Regions from separate parts of the Homo sapiens genome. Here region 2 is linked to region 1. A link is an interaction called in ENCODE POLR2A ChIA-PET data of the cell type or tissue named here. Cell type or tissue: MCF 10A. All regions are shown on one strand.

Region 1 (4,000 bases):
AAGCCACCCTTTTCTGTTTTGATTGGATGCAGGAACAATGAGTACACACCACACCCAGAGTCCATCCCTTGTCATATCAAGTCCCTCTTTCTTCAAAGACAACCTCCTACCTGTATCTTGCAGATTATTGCCAAAAGAAATATCCTAAGTGGCAATTAATTGCTCTACTTTATCTTCATGAACCTAAACTAACTCTGTCATAAGCCTAGAGTTTTCTTATGCTGAGCTTTTGAAACTTTTCATAATCTGATATTCACTCTTAACTAATTCCCACATTCCCCCAATAATTCCCACTTTTCCAGCCAAGATATTTGGAGCTCACTATCCCCTTAACTTTTATTTTTATCCCCTTAACTTTTGTTTTTATTCCTATAGTGCTTACCCCAGAATTTAAATTTGAATGGAACCACACATATTATTTAACCCAACCTCTACATAGATAAATTAAAAAAAAAAAAACCCTGAAGTTCACAGGCTTAAAGTCAGAAAACTAATTCTAAAAATAGTATTTCCTGATTTTTAAGGTTCTTCACCCAATATATTGTCATTTTTTCTTGCTGTGTATATGTCCATGTGGTTAGTATGTTAGCAGCTCCTATCAGAAACCAATCAACGTTCTCAAACAAAATGGAATTAAGAGAGAGCTTTTGTTGAGTAAACTAGGGAAGAGGAAAAAGGGAAGGAGGCATTGGGCTAAAAGAACTCATGTTTGCAGATTTGAGTATCTGTGTTCCATTCATTCAAATTTGCCATCTGGATCATTAGAATATAAGATGCCTAAGCTTTGGTAGGCTGAAGCAGAAGTATCACTTGAGGCCAGGAGTTTGAGACCAGCCTGGGCAACCTACCTACCATCTCTACCAAAAAAAAAAAAAGAAAGAAAGAAAGACAGAAAATTGGCTGGGCATGGTAGCATGTGCCTATAGTCCCAGCTACTCAGGAGGCTAAGGCAGAAGCACAACTTGAGCCCAGGGGTTTGATGCTGCAGTGAGCTATGATCATGCCACTGCATTCCAGCCTGGGTGCTGGGTGACAGAGTGAGACCTTGTCTTAAAAACAACAACAACAACAACAACAACAACAACAACAACAACAACAAACCACCCATTCTGAGCCGCCATATCGATAATCCAAATCCTTGACTTCCTCTCAACACCGAACAAAACAACATACACACCTACACATGGTTGTCTTTTGTCTTTTAGTATAAGACCTGGGACTACACTTACTGGAGAGCAGCTGAGGCTAGAGTGTAAAAGTCCAATAGTTGTTGACTAATAGTGCCTCAGTGGTAGTTCCAATATGCCAGTTAATGCATAATGTCTCCCCGCATGAAACCTGATCAAAAAGCTTTAAAGCTGCTTGGCCCCTACTGTTTGCAGAGGGAAAACATGGGGACTGAGGGCCTTAGAAGGAGGGGCAATGTGAGCGCATTGAGTGACTGGGCAAGACATCATTAGAAAGACAAAAAGAGACATCATTCTCAAAATGCACTGCGTTGCAAAGAGGCCACGATTCTTAAATGATGTTTAGGGTAACTATTCGAACCGACAAAAAGGCTTATCAAACAATTAAATAAATAAATAAGTTTTTAAAAAGCAGTCTTTTCTTTTTCTTCCCTGTGTTTGAAAACCTTCCCATTAAGAGAACACAATATGCAATGGCAAACACGGCTCAGCCTCATCAGGAAAAGAGAAAATTGTTTGAAATAAACCTCAAAGAGAAAGAAAAAAGCTGTCATTTTCTTTAAGGACACTATTATGTTCTTATTGACAAGACAAAAGAGTAATAAAGTTAAATTATAGCAACTATAAGCTTGATAGTTCGATTGGAGAGAAATAGAGAAACCTTTGCTATTAAAAAGAAAAAGAAAGAAGAAAAAGTAGATCTTTTAATCAGCCCCTACTGAAGCGATGACTACTGACCTTACCCCTCACTGAGAGCATTCTTGAATCTGTTCCAGGGGCAACATTCCTACCTCATTGATACAATCCAGGAATTATGAAACTAGAAGTGAGCTTGAATAATCATTATGCTGGAGTCTCTTATTTTATAATTGGAGAAACCCATGTCTATAGCAGTTAAGTGGCTTGCCTGTGCTCACACAGCTTTTGAATTTCAAGGTTAAATTCTAGAAACCAGCAGAAGCTAAAACTTATTTTCTCCAGACACAGAATCTGTTTATTCAGCCTTATTACAAAATCATCATGCTAACAACAAATTCATGGTGATTATCCTGAAATCTATCTCCAAGCATATTTGGAGATTCTGAGTATACTTACTAAGCTCTTACGGATTCAGGGTCCCAAATTCCTCCTCCCTGTCTGGACTAGGCATCAGGCAGTTGAAGAAAAAGCGTCAGGAGATCCCCATCCTTCCTCACTGCTGTATCTTGATGACAGTCAACATCTCTTACCCACACAGTCTCTTGTTGGAACAGGAACAGTGCCTCTCTGGCCCCTGTTGTGAAAAGAATGAAGCAAAAAGACCCTCCTAGCCATGACTGAGTTATGGGACTCTTCAGAACTGCAGTGAGAGAGGCCAGACACCTTAGAAGTGACAAGTTCTCCCTTGTAATATATAGTAGGAGTTCAGAAAAAGGAAAATGCAATGATTTTTAAGTACTTTGGGCCATTTTCCTCTCTTGCTTCTCTCCTGGAGAAGTCTGGACACGTTTTTATTTGGAAAGGTGCATTGTGACATTTTATATCGTTCCTTCCACCTATTAATAGCTCTGGCCGCCCCAGGTGCTCATTTTCAAGACACCCTCAGAGAAGGGGGACTTCTGGCAGCCACTCTGCAGCTGATAGCTTTGGGGAAATGGCAGGTTTTAATTGATGTATTGTGGACACTGTTCTTTCTTTCTGTCTGTCTCTCTCTAAAACAAAACAAACAAACAAACAAAACAAAACAAAACAAAACAAAAAAACCGTGATGGGTTTAGTATCCTCCTAGGACCTAGGACCTATAGATTTTAATATGTCAATTATTCCCCTTTTATGGGAACTTGTATGTTTGTGACTGACTCATGGTCTTCCAGGTATCTTTTTGTCTCCATGTGACACTGAGCACCAAGTATCAACATCACCTGTCTCTCTTTGAATAAACTTTCTAGACAGGCAACAACCAACAGCCCCTATATAGATGCTCATCAGAACAGCACGTCATATGAATTCTTCTCAAATTGGTGGATTGACTGTTAATCATTACAATGAGATGGAATTGGAAAGTAGGGCTAAAACGCAGGAATGTGAAGTACCAAAATTTCTTATTTAAAAATAGTCCAGGTGGCTACCCCTGATGGAGGCAATGTTGTCCAGGCCCGCATTTCTGCGGACATTGGCTGCTCCAACCATCCTCTATAATTCTGGCTTGTTGCAAGTGCTGCGAAGACAGCAATGTATTTCCCAAGAGCCTCAGAGAATGTTGGCTCTGCCATCTCTGCCCAAAGAAGCCAGTGTCTCCATGCTGGCTATGGTGTGGAGCTCCATCGTAAGCCTTGAGACACTGTTCTCAATATGAAATGTAGGGAGATTTCTTACTGCTGAAGTTCCCCTCGGTATTCTCACACACTTTTTAAAAAATAGCTTTTTGAAGTATAATTCACATACCATAAAATCCACACATTAGAAGCTATTTTTAGCTTTCCACAATTTTCAGCAAATTTATGGAGTTGAACAACCAACAACATCCTCCACTTTTAGAATATTTTCATCATCCAAAAATTCCCTACTGGCCATTTGCTGTTAATCTACTCTACCCCCAGTCCTAGCCAATACTGATCTACTTTTCTTGTCTCTATAAAAGTGAGGTTTCTGGGCATTGCTTATCAATGGGCTTATATAATGTATTACATGATGGTTTGTAGGTTCATCTATGCATAGCATGTATCAGTAGTTCATTCTTTTTATTGCTGAATGGTATTCTGCTGATACAGGTTTACCACGTTTTCTTTATCCAGCAGTTGATGGACATTTGGATTGTTTCCAATTTGGGGCTC
Region 2 (4,000 bases), 440 kb after region 1:
TAGGATTTCGTTCCAGAGTGCAGCAAACAGGGTCCAAAACCCAGTCCTACCACTTAAAAACAGGGTGACCATAGGTGAATTATTTAATCTCGAAGTCTCCCATTTCTCACCTGTAAATAATGATGTTAATAGCACCCAGGATTCTGGTGGTGTCTTAATAAAGGCATGCGTTTAAAGTACCTAACCCAGTGCCAGGCACCCAGGAAGCTCCTCCTGAGCACCAACCATTGGTTCTCATTAGACATGGTTGCCATTAATGTTCCATTGTCTTGCTGACGCCAGGATGTTGTCACCTAGCACAGGGTCCCCACTCTAAAATGCACTGGCCTTGGGAGACACTGGGAGCTGGAGGACAGGGGCTCTGAACTGATATGCTAGTAGTACCGACGTGGTTTGTGTTGGGCCTGATCACCAAAAGCCCTGCACTTTATAGGAAGTCAATCAAGGATGAGACTGCCACTTGTGACTATTGAGTAGATGGAGGTATGGCTGGTCCTTCCAAGAACAAAGCCCCCAAACCTAGAGCCCTATGTTCTCATGAACTGTTTTCCAACGTGCATGGCACTAGATGCAATTGCAGGGAGAGGCTCGGAGCCAGAAGGGTCCATGGTCAGGAAATGCTGCGTACTCCATGACAATATTAAAGACTCATAACGTGTATCCATATATCAAAGCCTCCAGGAAGTCCTGCTGTAAAGTTTAACTTCGTTTAACTGACTCCCAAATTACATTTGATGGCAGATCCTCCCCTCCCACCTCCACTTTTGTGTTTCAGGGAATGCGTATTAACATCCTGCAGGAGACAGAGTTTGGAAAAACTGTTGTAGCCCCTCAGCTGTACTGCTGTGGATATTTGAAGGCTTTTTCTCAGTCACTCAGAACAGAGGTCTCAAGCTTTAGTGAGCAAAATAATCATTCTTGAGAATCTTCTTTAAAATGCAGATTCCCAGCCAGGCACAGTGGTGCACACCTGTCATCCCAGCACTTTGGGAGGCCAAGGCGGGTGAATCACCTGAAGTCAGGAGTTCGAGACCAGCCTGGCCAACATGGTGAAACCCTGTCTCTACTAAAAATAAAAATAAAAAAATTAGCTGGGCATTGTGGCGGGCGCCTGTAATGCCAGCTACTCAGGAGACTAAGGCAGGAGAATCACTTGAACCCAGGAGGCAGAGGTTGCAGTGAGCTGAGATGGCACCATTGCACTCCAGCCTAGGCAACAAAAGTGAGACTCCATCTTAAAATTTAAAAAAAAAAAAAATGCAGGTTCCCAATATTTAGTCTCAGGAATTCAGTACGTCTGGGTTGATGGCATCTTAACACCATACCGGAGCAGGTAGTCAGGGAGCACACCTTCAGCAACGCTGGTTTAAAGCTTAGCCACTGGAAATACGGTGCTCAGAGCAACAACATAGACATCACCTGGGAGCTCATAAATAATGCAGGCTCTCAAACCCCACCTTAGGACACGGGATGAGAATCTACATTTTAACAAGGTCCCTGAGTGATTGTGATGCTCATTAGAATTTGAGAAGCATTGGTTTAAAAGGTTTTGTTGATGGCATTTGTTTTTGGTTTTTGTCCATTAGTTGCTGGTGAAGAACCATTTTTTAAAAATAACTGGACAACACTATAATCCCCTTGTCAAACATTTCCCCCAGTGGCTTCAAGGTACAGTCTATTAAAGAGAGGCCTTACCTGAATCAGATTTCTGCCTTTGGTAGCAGAGCCTTGATTTTCTTAAGCAGCCCGTGCTTTTTTTCCCACATCCATCCTAAAGAGTAGAAAAGCCAGCAAACAGCTTTCACTGGGGCCTCCTCTCTGCCAGATCTCTGGTCAGACATGATTCATCTTCCATGACTAAGTCATAAGAAAGGCCAGAAGGTGCTTTGGTACAACGATCTCTGGACTTGGAAGTCAGAGTCTGACCAAAAGAGTTGGCAAGAAGTAGGAGGAAAACTTCCAACAGGTCTTCTTCCAGAAGGAGTGCAAATACAGTTTTACTTCTTTTTTTTTTTTTTTTTTTTTTTTTGAGACAGAGTCTCGCTTTGTCACCCAGGCTGAAGTGGAGTGATGCAATCTCAGCTCACTGCAACCTCCACCTCCCGAGTTCAAGCGATTCTTCTGCCTCAGCCTCCCAAATAGCTGGGACTACAGGTGTGCACCACCACACCCAGCTAATTTTTGTATTTTTAGTAGAGACGGGGTTTCATCATGTTGGTCAGGCTGGTCTCGAACTCCTGACCTCAGGTGATCCACCTGCCTCAGCCGCCCGAACTGCTGGGATTACCGGCGTGAGCCACCGCACCCAGCCCAGTTTTACTTCTTGCAATATTTGAGAATGGCCGTTGCTCTGTGCAGGGAAGGAGGATGCCTGAGGAGCGACGGTTCATCAGGCAGCCAGGGTATTAATGGCAGGTGAAACCTTCCAAACGAGCATCCTGTCAGCCAATCTATTGCTTTAAAAGGTTCGCAATGCAGGAGACCTTACAGAGGCAATGAAGAACTAATCTCATATTGCCAGGTTAAATCAAGTCAGCCTTGCCTATTCCTTTCACTTCTTAGTTACATCAAGCCCAAATACTTTCAATTATCCTCACTTCCAACTTGTCAGCAGGCGTAGGGTAAAATGCAAATGGAACAGTACCTTTCTCTCGTGGAGAGCAGGAAATATCATTAAGAATAACCTTCATGTATTGAGCTTTGCCTCCATCTTAAGTGCTATACATTCATCATCTCATTTCACACGCACCTTCTTAGAGCACCTCTGTGCATTTCAGTGCAGTCAGCATTATTAAGTCCATTCTATAGATTGGAAAACTGAGCCACAGGAATTCAGTCACGTGCCCAAGATGACACAGCTGATAAATAATAGACCAGGTTTTAAAGCCAGACCATTCTAATTCTAAAGCCCGTGTTTGTTTGCTGTTTTTCAAACTGAGCCAAAAGTCCAGTACCACCCTGGGCAAATGGGGCAGGGCAGGGACCAAGCATTGCATCTCAGCGGGCCCTGAGCTTTGGGATGACTCCCTTGAAATTTTCTAAGTTGCTCCCCAAGTGTCAGGGACTGGCCAGAGTCAGCAATGCTAACTGGGAGGAGCACCTCAGTCCAGACTAGGACCCACGTGAGCCCTGATCCCTGTTCCTCCCCTTCAGGGTGCTCTTTTTTTTTTTTTTTTTTTTTTTGAGACAGAGTCTCACCCTGTCACCCAGCCTGGAGTGCAGTGATGCAATTGGGCCTCACTGCAACCTCCGCCTCCCGCGTTCAAGCGATTCTTCTGCCTCAGCCTCCCGAGTAGCCAGAACCACAAGTGCGCGCCACCATGCCTGGCTAATTTTTGTAGTTTTTAATAGAGATGGGGTTTCACCATGTTGGCCAGGCTGGTCTTGAACTCCTGACCTCATGATCCACCCGCCTCGGCTTCTCAAAGTGCTGGGATTACAGGCGTGAGCCACCGCCCCCGGCCCAGGGTACTCTTTGACCCTCTGCCACCCCTCACCCCCACTCCTGTGCATGTAGGGTCAATAAGATGCCCCAAATTGTTTTGGCATTTGCATCTATGGGATATCCTAAGGCCTAACGGCCAGCCCCAGTTCCAGCAGGCAGCCTAGCAAGCACTGGCCAAAGGACTCTCTCTTTTGCAAACCAAGCTTCCAGAATGGTGCTGACCTGCTGATTTGGGGTGACTCAAATTGTTTATATAGCCAGGGGCCCAGCACAAAAAAAAAAATGCCCTTTGACTGGGGTGCTGCATACCTTAGGCATGCCCTGCAGGAGTTTACCTCAAAACAAACTAACTCCCAAGGCAAAACCAATCCTATGGTTCCCCCTTTTTACTCAGGAAACTCTTTCCATCTCTATCTCAAATTCAGCAGGAGCCTTTGGCCTTTGCTGGCCAGCATTAAGTGCCCTCCAGGACCCCTGCACCTTCTTCATTTCCATCACGAACAACCAGATTTCATCTTTCTTGCCCCAACTTATTGCTTCTTCCCTCCTTTTTAT

The links. ChIA-PET counts read pairs that join two places held together with the same protein. Peaks named below come from ENCODE experiments on the same cell type or tissue, not always from the same donor. Only the 100,000 strongest peaks of a DNase experiment are listed, where the experiment ranks them.
Region 2: POLR2A ChIA-PET joins it to region 1 with 5 read pairs; 2 of 35 experiments call an interaction of 5 or more read pairs at or near these places.

What each region holds. Positions count from the first base shown.
Region 1 is chr5:167,741,923-167,745,922 of GRCh38, forward strand. The region is part of intron 4 of TENM2 (teneurin transmembrane protein 2); the gene reads left to right. Among named protein-coding and RNA genes, the nearest start is that of TENM2-AS4, 84 kb to the left of the region's middle. In MCF 10A, no CTCF peak of the experiment used is centred here; a DNase peak (open chromatin) is centred at 1,969.
Region 2 is chr5:168,179,666-168,183,665 of GRCh38, forward strand. The region is part of intron 15 of TENM2 (teneurin transmembrane protein 2); the gene reads left to right. Among named protein-coding and RNA genes, the nearest start is that of MIR12125, 16 kb to the left of the region's middle. In MCF 10A, no CTCF peak of the experiment used is centred here; a DNase peak (open chromatin) is centred at 1,866.